Linked DNA regions of Homo sapiens: regions 1 and 3 are each linked to region 2. A link is a contact called in ENCODE Hi-C data. All regions are on one chromosome and are shown on one strand. Each heading gives the region's core, a stretch centred on a gene start or an enhancer-like site at or near the end of the contact. The rest is flanking DNA. Distances are from core to core; before and after follow the strand shown. Region 1 overlaps LOC101929750 (a long non-coding RNA gene). Region 2 holds the start of DUSP10 (dual specificity phosphatase 10). Region 3 has its middle 160 kb from the start of HLX-AS1.

What was found. A loop is a pair of places that touch in the nucleus more often than their neighbours do. Pooled maps may share reads with other maps.
Region 1: a pooled map shows a loop between it and region 2 (20-fold over the local background). The contact joins the enhancer-like site here to the promoter of DUSP10 in region 2. A Hi-C loop is called at or near these places in 2 of 37 single-sample maps with no recorded cell type and 6 of 50 pooled maps.
Region 3: a loop to region 2 is called in a map of endothelial cell of umbilical vein, with 2.4 times the contacts of the local background. The contact joins the enhancer-like site here to the promoter of DUSP10 in region 2. A Hi-C loop is called at or near these places in 2 of 168 maps with a recorded cell type or tissue (endothelial cell of umbilical vein and sigmoid colon), 3 of 37 single-sample maps with no recorded cell type and 2 of 50 pooled maps.

The regions. Positions count from the first base shown.
Region 1 is chr1:221,067,780-221,070,810 of GRCh38, forward strand. The region is part of intron 3 of LOC101929750 (a long non-coding RNA gene); the gene reads left to right. Among named protein-coding and RNA genes, the nearest start is that of HLX-AS1, 190 kb to the left of the region's middle. RefSeq lists a silencer at 1,365-1,414. Within about 2 kb of position 1,497, at least 4 of the 41 ENCODE cell types and tissues checked have a DNase peak (open chromatin) inside an H3K27ac peak, as active enhancers do.
Region 2 is chr1:221,740,580-221,743,566 of GRCh38, forward strand. DUSP10 (dual specificity phosphatase 10) reads right to left here and starts at 1,510. Exons shown (of 4, transcript NM_007207.6): 1 at 1,402-1,510. RefSeq lists enhancers at 580-1,217, 1,218-1,855, 1,327-1,516, 1,847-2,046, 1,856-2,493 and 1 more and silencers at 497-546, 2,267-2,746.
Region 3 is chr1:221,034,375-221,037,203 of GRCh38, forward strand. No RefSeq gene overlaps it. Among named protein-coding and RNA genes, the nearest start is that of HLX-AS1, 160 kb to the left of the region's middle. Within about 2 kb of position 1,382, at least 5 of the 41 ENCODE cell types and tissues checked have a DNase peak (open chromatin) inside an H3K27ac peak, as active enhancers do; they include endothelial cell of umbilical vein, where a contact is called at or near this core.

The DNA.
Region 1 (3,031 bases), core at 247-2,746, 670 kb before region 2:
AGAATTACTGAGTTGAATGTTGGTTCACTAAATATGCTGAAACCCTTTTACAGTGTAGACTCTGAGGAACAGCTAACACTCTCTTTATGGGCACATTGAAATGAATTGTGCTTTTACTGTATGTCATTGTTATGTTTCAGGGGACATGATTTCACCAGTAGCTTTGCCAAATTTTTGCAATAACATGATTCCACTGTATTTCTATTTTAGTACCACGATCTCATGCCTTGAAGTTTATTTGAAAAAAGAAAACAACATAAAAAAGAGTGAAGTTCAGCCAAATCCAGGTTATTCAGGATTTAAGTTATAATCCAGCATGAAGATTATCCTAAACTTTTGCTTCTCTTCCTCACCTTTAGTATTTTTCATCTTAAGTGGATGTTCCTGCTCAGTAGCATATTTCCCAGAAAGAATCAATGGGATTTAATTAATTTCTTGTGTGAAATGCTGCAGAGATACTTTTTGAGGGAGGGAGAGAGAGAGAGAATGAGAATGTATGTAGAGAGAGAGAGAAGAGAGAAATGGTTGGAAGCTTTTGGTAATATTTTCTGATATGTATAAACTTAAATTACCTAGAATTCATGAGCACTTCTGCTTGCTATCCATGTAGAAGAGATCATTAAGAGATTGCTGTATTTTATCCATAATGTACTTTTCTAACCTAAATTATTAGGAATAGGAATACCCCATCTGCATGCTATGAATAACACCATGTGTGGAGAATCTGCACAGATCCTGAGATAATTGTAGGGATGAAGCTGTCTAAGGAGAAATCCCAGGCCTTAGGAGAGTGTGAACCTTGTGGAAAGATGAACAAAAGGGGAAGAGCCCTATTTTGAATCAAGGAAATCTTAACTCATGAGAATAAAATTAGTGTGAGGAGCCAAATCCTGAACAATCTTTAGTTTCCTTATTTTCTCTCTGATGACACTGTAACTGTCTAACTAAAAAGGAGAGAATCAAGTTAAGGAGCAAAGTATTTGGTCAACCCTTTAAACTATTTGTCGACATCATTTTATAGGTCAGCATACTTGTTTGAATTTTCCATTTGTCTTTAGAATATCTACCTGGAGAGAAGTCGATATTTAACTAGAAGAGATGGACGCTGTTGGGCTAATACAAAAAGTTAAAAATTCAACCCATGAAACATTGGTTTTTATTTCATTAGCAATTTTGGTTTCATTTTTTTTACCCAAATTAGGCTGAAAAATGAAATCAAAATTGCTGGTGAAATGAAGCCATTTTATACAAATAGCACTTTGCATCCTCAAAAAGAGAGATTCCACAGAATGTTCTTGTACAAACACCTGTAGTTTGGGTCCATGTGGAATCTCTCTTTTTCAGGACACAAAGTGGTATTTGTATAAGAACATTCTGATTCTGGATCCACTAGCTGCAAGAAGACCTGATTGAACCAGTGCCTCCCGCTGTGGGTGAAAATCAGCCTGGCCTCTCCTGGGACACAGAGGGGACCAAACTGTCAGTCACTAGAATGATTTGTTCTCACTTTCCAGCTGGCTGGTTTGGTGCTGTTGTTGATGCTGCCACAGTCATTGTAGTGTAGGGTAGGTAACAGACTAGCCTTCCAAGCACCTAGCTTTCCACCTCCTTGCTGAGACTTTGGCTTGGTCTCCTAGAAATGGCTCCTTTTAACCCAATAAACAGGGAAGTGGGTGGGGGGATAGCTGTTTAAAAAGAGCACATTTTAATGGAAAAATGAGGTATTTTCCATTGTGGTAATGTGTCTTTTTTTTTCAATCATAAAATTGCTCAAAAGAGGAAGCAAAAAGAGGAACATGTATTCATTTGTTTCAACTTGAATTTGTGAAATGAGTTCTTAAGAAAGCTAGCAGGCATCTATTTCGAAGAATTATGACTCCTTTTCGACATGTAAATATCGTATCATTTCCACAGTATAATTATCTCCCATGATGATCTAAATTTATATGACTGTAGATTCCAAACGCAGTTATTGTGGAGTTTCAACAAGACCACATATGAGAAAGAAAGAGAGAAAATATCTGCATGTGTCAGTGTTCAAATGACACCATCAGAGACTGTTGAGAGTAAGACAAGACCTCTCCTTTGTGACCAGTTAACTGATACTAGACAAGTATTGTTCTAGCAGGTAAAATGACTCGAAGATATCTTCAAACTTTATATTTTTTAATAACCCCCATAATACAGAATTACCTATGGATGTACATGTTGGAGTACATTCACGTGAAAGTATAGAATCAGACATTATTCAGGCAGACTTTCCCTGTTCCAAATACTCCTTAATTGAGGAACTACCTTGACTACTAATTTTAAATCACAATAGTTCCATGCAGAAGGGAGAGCTAAGTTTTGGGTTACAAAATTTTGAAAACCACCATATAGAACCCACCTAAAATATCCAACCACCAACTTGCCACTGGCGATGGCTGAGAAAGCAGAAGGGAGGCAGATGTGGTTGTTGCCCAGTTGGAAATGATGATACTAATAAGACTTTAAGTGAAGTAAGCAGAAGGAGTTTGGGGCATTTGTTATGCTCTCCTTGAAGCTCTGTTCTGAGTCCTCCCAGACCTGGCTGGAGATTGATTTTCCTTCTGTGCTAGATATCCTACGTGAAAATAACCATGGCAGTATTAATAATAGCACTGTAGCAGCTGTTTGGAAAGTGAGCACCTTCCATACCTTAACTTTCTATTTTGCCTGGTAGATTGCACTCTTTTCCTTTTCACTAGCAGATAGTTCTCTGAGTACGAATCTAAAGAGAGGAGAGCCAAGGCTATCTATATTGCCTATGGTAAGACAGCATAGTGAGACATTTCCTTAAAAATCTGGGAATGACTGCAAATGGCATTGGGAATACAATCATGAGTTGGTTGCCCCTGATGGTAGTTCTTCAGGTTCATGCATAGGAAGCTCCAAGGGAAGGTTGACTCATTAGATGCACCAAAGGTTGGCTTACTCTAAAAATGAACATGTCATGAGCATGCACACAGGGTTAATAACATATATTGAGCTTTTCCTATATGCTAGATTC
Region 2 (2,987 bases), core at 260-2,759:
TGCCCCCGCCCTCATTCCTGCCTGGAAAGGACAACTTGGGCTCTCCTCCCCTCTTCATCTCCCTGGCTGGCACAGACTGTGCATCCTAGAGCTTCTCTCAATGGGAGGCAGCCACGTTGTATAAGGTTTCAATCCCATACAGATATCCCCCCTTCAAGAGTACTGATTCCGTAAAGAGGACCTCCCAATTAGCCTGTACTCGTTGAAAGGGACAGTGAATTGTTGCCCACCGGATCTATCTCTGATTTCAGAGTGTCTGCAAAAAGACAGCTCCTTCCTCCTGTAGGCACAGGGGCACTCTACAACTCAGGCTTGCTAACTCTTCTTCTTCTATTAGACATGCACATAGCAAAGACGCCAAACCCCACGCCAAGAGACGCTCACCTAAACGAACTTTAAGAGCTATCAGGAAAAATGCCATCTATCATCCGTCTACACACGACCGTCACCATTCTCATCCGTCTACACACGACCGTCACCATTCTCTGACACAGAACCAAAGTGTCACAGGCGGAATCCACACTCACGCGCGCACACGGGGCACGCACCCATCACGTCGGCAGATCTCCAACGACTCGGGTTTCTCTCACCCACCTTTGGATGGGAGCGAAGGAGTCAACCCCCCTTCCCTTGCGTAGTATTTTTTCTGAAGAGCGAGTTCTATTCCAGAAGCTATAACTGTTTCCCGGTTGGACCAAGCGGTGAAAGTCTTTGCTATTGTGTTACCTGGTAGGACACGTCCAGGATCAACATACCATTTCTTCTGAGAGGGACGCATAAGCGTGTTCACAGAGACACGCGCTGGGACCCCCACCTCCACACAGAGTTCAAGGCTCACACACACACACACGGAGTGTATAGAGAGACCTGCATCCCTGCAGCAGAGGGTCGGGCGTACATACTGCCCGTGAAACCATCCAGTCTGGCCCAGAAAATCTCCCAGAGAAATACTGAGCTATCCCCTCTCCCTTCCACCACTAGGCAAGAGCTGGAGAGAAAATTAAGTGGTTAGAGAATGCTTCTTCCCCATTCCTGGAGCACTTAACATCCCCCCGCCCCCCGCTTCACTCCTCGGCACACAGCGCACTAATGAGCCCCGAGCATTTAAAACTGCCGCAAAGCATCCCAACAAACCTCATTTTTTCTTCGCCCCAAATCCAAGTAGACTGCAGGGAGTAAACGCACAGGGTAGCAGGAGCCAACGGCCGGAACCTTATAACCCTACCTGCTGTAGCTCCTCCGTCAGCATCGCATCTCTATCTTTCTGTCTCTGTCTCTCTCTCACACACACACAGATACACACACACAAACACACACACTCACACTCACACAAGCACCGCCTTACAATCCTCCACCTCCAGTCCCGGGCTCTCAGGAGTAGTCGCGGTGACTTCCACTTACTTCATAAATAAGTGTATTCCTCCACCATCTGGCGCTCCTCTTCAGCTATGGACTCGCACATTCAGCCCCCATTCACTCGGCTTCATTGATCTCCAGCAGCAACATAGTTACTTTCTCTTTTGCTACACTGTAAATGTAAGGTTCTGAGGGGGCGGACTCGCCGCCGACCGACGGCGGGTTGGGCCAATAAGAATCCGGAGAAAGCCGACCGCTACCTCACAGAGCCCCGCGACCAATGGGCAGCCTAGGGGGCGGGTAAGAAGGCGTGGCCTCATCTCTTTAAGGAGGGTTTATCCGAAGCTGCTCTGGGTCCTCGGTGTTAAAACACGGGCGGTGATGTCATTGGCAACCAATCAAAAACTTAAAAGAGCCAGCCGGGGCCGCGCGGAGCAGCTGCTCTCTATTTACATGTAAACCGAACCGGCAGGATGCAGTTAACCCTTTACCAGGCTGAAGTGTCAGCGGGCTGGACGCGCTGCTCCGCTAAAACTGGCTCTTCCCACTGGACGGGATCCTCCAACACTCCCTCACCCGGGGACAAACCACGCTATTTTTCCTCCTTACTATGGACAGATGATCAAAAGTATCGGAGTAACTTTCTAAAGGAAAGAGACTGCGATCACCGTCCCTAGTGGGAAAGCCGGGTTCTCTCCGAGTCGCTCGAGGTGACTTGACAAACGCTAAGCCAAAATTCGCGGACCTCGCCGGGTCTTCTGCGCTAGGACCAGCATGAGCGCGCAGCCAGGGGCGACGCTTCCGCTCCGAGCCGCGGCCCGGGGCCACGCGCTAAGGGCCCGAACTTGGCAGCTGACCGTCCCGGACAGGGAGGCCCTTCAGCCTCGACGCGGCCTGCGTCCTCCGGAGGGCCCTGCTCCGCCCGGGAAGCGTCCGCCTCCCGCCCGCCCGCCCGCAGATGTCGCTGCCCCTCTGGCTGTCCCGGCCTGACCGCCGCGCGCCGCCCTGCTGCTCACCTACTTCCGCGCCACGGTCACGCCCCTGCCGTCCCCAGGCTAACCCTCCCGGGGCTCGACCCAGAGCACTAAGGCGGCGCCACTGAGGGCTGCTCGGAGGAGGAGGCTTGAGTCGACGCCAGAGGCGGCAAGGGACGCGCCCTGAGCAGCGGTGCAGAGGCCAATCCCCTGGCCGGGCGTCCTGGGGCCCGCTACGCGCCCGCTGCCCCTCCGGGTCTGGGTCCCCGCCCGCCGCCGCCCCCCTTTCCCGCCTGGCGCGCTGGGTCCCCGCGCCGTGCCAGCAGCGCGCAACCCACCCGCCCCACATGCCTCGGCCGCCACCCCTCGGTCCCGCACGGCCCCTGCCGAGGCCAGGACCGGCAGCCCGGCGCTTCTGGAACAGCCGCAGCTGGCGGAAAAGAGCCAGAGCCGAGTGCAAATAGCTAGATTGAATGGGGCCGGAGGAGCGTGGAGGAGGTGACGCCGCCTCTCCCCGCTCCCCTGACTTTGGCCGGCGCCAGGTAGCTGGCCGCAGCTCCTGATCAGGGAGAAGAGTAGGGGGCGGGGCAAGCCGCCCCTTGCCTAGTCCGGAAAATATTCTCATTAGGGAAACTGCAGGAAAGTTGCCCTGGGATA
Region 3 (2,829 bases), core at 132-2,631, 710 kb before region 2:
GAGATGGTTTACTGGTAGTAGGGTGTTCAATTTGACAGCACCTGAAACAGACTGGATTTTGGTGAAGGAGAACACTGGATGAATAGAAATAGCAATGCTGTACACACATGCACACACGAGGAAATGATGGGAGACAGATTTGGGAGGAGGAGGAGCTCAGTTACAGATGTGTATTTGGGTCATGACTCCACTCAGAGGGTTGGGGATGAGAGCTGGCACTCAGGAGCATCTAGAAAGGAGATCCAGAAGGTGAAAAGAAAGACAATTAGAGTGAATAAGGAGAGTCTAGAGGGGCAGCCAGGGATGCTGGACCATAGCCAGAAGACAGCAGTAGTACCCAGAAGTCAAGATGGTAAGAAATTTCAGAGAAGACAAGAGAGTGGATGGTGCAGAGACCAAGACTGAGAAATTAACATTGGAGTTAGCAGTTGGAAAGACACTGGTGTCCCAGATTCCAGTTTGGTGGAGAGGTGCTGCAGCCCTGAGGGGAGGTGAGCTTGAAGATGGTATATGGTGTGTGTGTGCATGTGTGTGTGTGTGCATGTGTGTGTGTGCGTGTGTGTGTGTGTGCATGTGTGTGAGAGCACTATTCCAGTGGAGGAGAAACCCAGTGGATGTGTCCTTGTGGTGATTAGCTGTGGAAGATGGGCAGGGCTACAGACACAAGTTATCAATAAGCTGCTAAACAACTTATCAGTCATGGTGTTACTATTACCAAAAGGACCACATTTTAACAAATTTTAAATGTGCTTCATCTCTTATCACCTTCCCACCATGTCCCTCCGCATTAGAATGCTGTCTCCACCCTTCAAAAGACCCTCTACCTTGTGCTCTTTCACTCCTCCATGCCCTGCACACGTGGTTTCATCTGTCATGAATGTCCTATGCCTCTATGCCTAGCTAGCTGTCTTTCTAAACCACCCAGCCCAAAGGCTGCCTCCTCAGGAAAGCCTCTGGTAATGCCCATGACAAAGTAGTTTCTCCTGTCTCTACTCCCTCAGTGCTCTGCTCACACTTTTGGTAAATAATAGAATGCAGCTTAAAATTACATCTCTCTCCCTTTCTGGATGGTGAATTTCAAAAACATGTTGATTCAGCTGTTCTGCGTGCCTAGTCCAGTGCTCAGCCCATGATGAGAGCTCAGGGTTTGTTTAGTGACAAGCCTTTGGCAAACTCAAAAGTTAGTTGTAAAAACTATTGGTCAGGAATGATGGACCCAAGCCTAACTGACCTGAAGCTATTGTGAAAATGGTAAAAACCAAATCCTCAGCTTTTTGGGCAGGTATATTAAGGGAGGGTGCCAAAATGCTGTCAAAGCTTTTATGTTAAGAAGTTGCATAGGTTCCTAGAGCTATGTCTTCAGTGACACTGGGCAGCCAGGATGACTCATGACCCTCGATTTAAGCATCTGGAAGAGTCAGTTTTATTTTCGGAGAAACTCTGTGTCACCTTTAGTAAAAAAAGAAAGGTACACGAGGCCTTGGCAAGAAGATCTATTTCATAAATCTGTAAAATAAATGAAGCTCTTTGGGGACATTAACTCTTCTATAACCTCTCTCGATGAGTTTGGAAAGTATTTATTATGAGATGGAGCCAATTTCAAAGTGAAGCTGAGAGAATTTTCTTTCCTGAGCTCCTCCTGGAACAGTTACGTTTAGTGATGCTAATCTATGATGATGACTCAGTGACAGGAAGTGACATTGGTCATGCGTTGGCCCCAAACAGTACTTGAGGGGAGGGAGGAGGCCAGAGGACTAAAATCCTGTGTGGTTTTCCCAGTGTTTTTACCTACATGATTGTCATCTTTCCTTTTGAATCTGTCCAGAAATTGTCAGTGAAATGAAAGATCAGTGTTACATATCATTTGGGTTTTTGGCACCAGGGATGTTTGCTTTATTTTGGGTTATATTAAATACAATTAAAATGCACTAATGGTATTATAAAAGTTTTGATTTTAAACAGTGAACTAGGAAATCATTGCAAAAAAGAGTATTACGCATGACATTAGAATATGGGGCTCCAGTTTCAGATTTTTTACTTATATCTGTATGACTTTCAGTGAGTGCATTTAACTTCTTCAAGTCTTATGACCTTACTAATGAAATATGGTAGTAACACCACATCTCAGCAGCATTCATGGAGTGCTTACTATGTGCTTGGCACTGCTTTACACGGGTTAGTTTTCCTCAATCCCTTTGATGTAGGTGTGATTGTTATCCATTGTACAGATGAGGAAATTTAAGTTTGCGGAGTACGTATACCATACTGGGATTCAAATCCAAGACTTTGTGATTCTATTACCAAGTTCCCAACTGCTCTTTTATTTTTATTTTAAAAAAACTTTTATTTTAGGTTTAGGGGTACATGTGCAGGTTTATTATATAGGTAAACTTGTGTCATGGGGGTTTGATATACAGATTATTTCATCACCCAAGTGCTAAGCCTACTACCCATTAGTTACCTTTTCCTGCTCCTCTCCCTCCCCGTACCCTCCACCCTCTGGTAGGCCTCAGTGTCTGTTGTTCCCTTCTTTGTGTCCATGTGTTCTTATCATTTAGCTCCCACTTATAAGTAAGGATATGTGGTATTTGATTTTCTGTTCCTGCAGTAGTATGACAAGGATAATGGTCTCTAGCTCTATCATTCCTGCAAAGAACATGATCTCCTTTTTTATAACTGCATAGTATTCCATGGTGTATATGTACCACATTTTTTTATCCAGTCTTCCATTGATGGACATTTAGGTTGATTCCACGTCTTTGCTATTGTGATAATGATGCAATGAATATACACATGCATATGTCTTTATGATAGACCAATTTATATCCT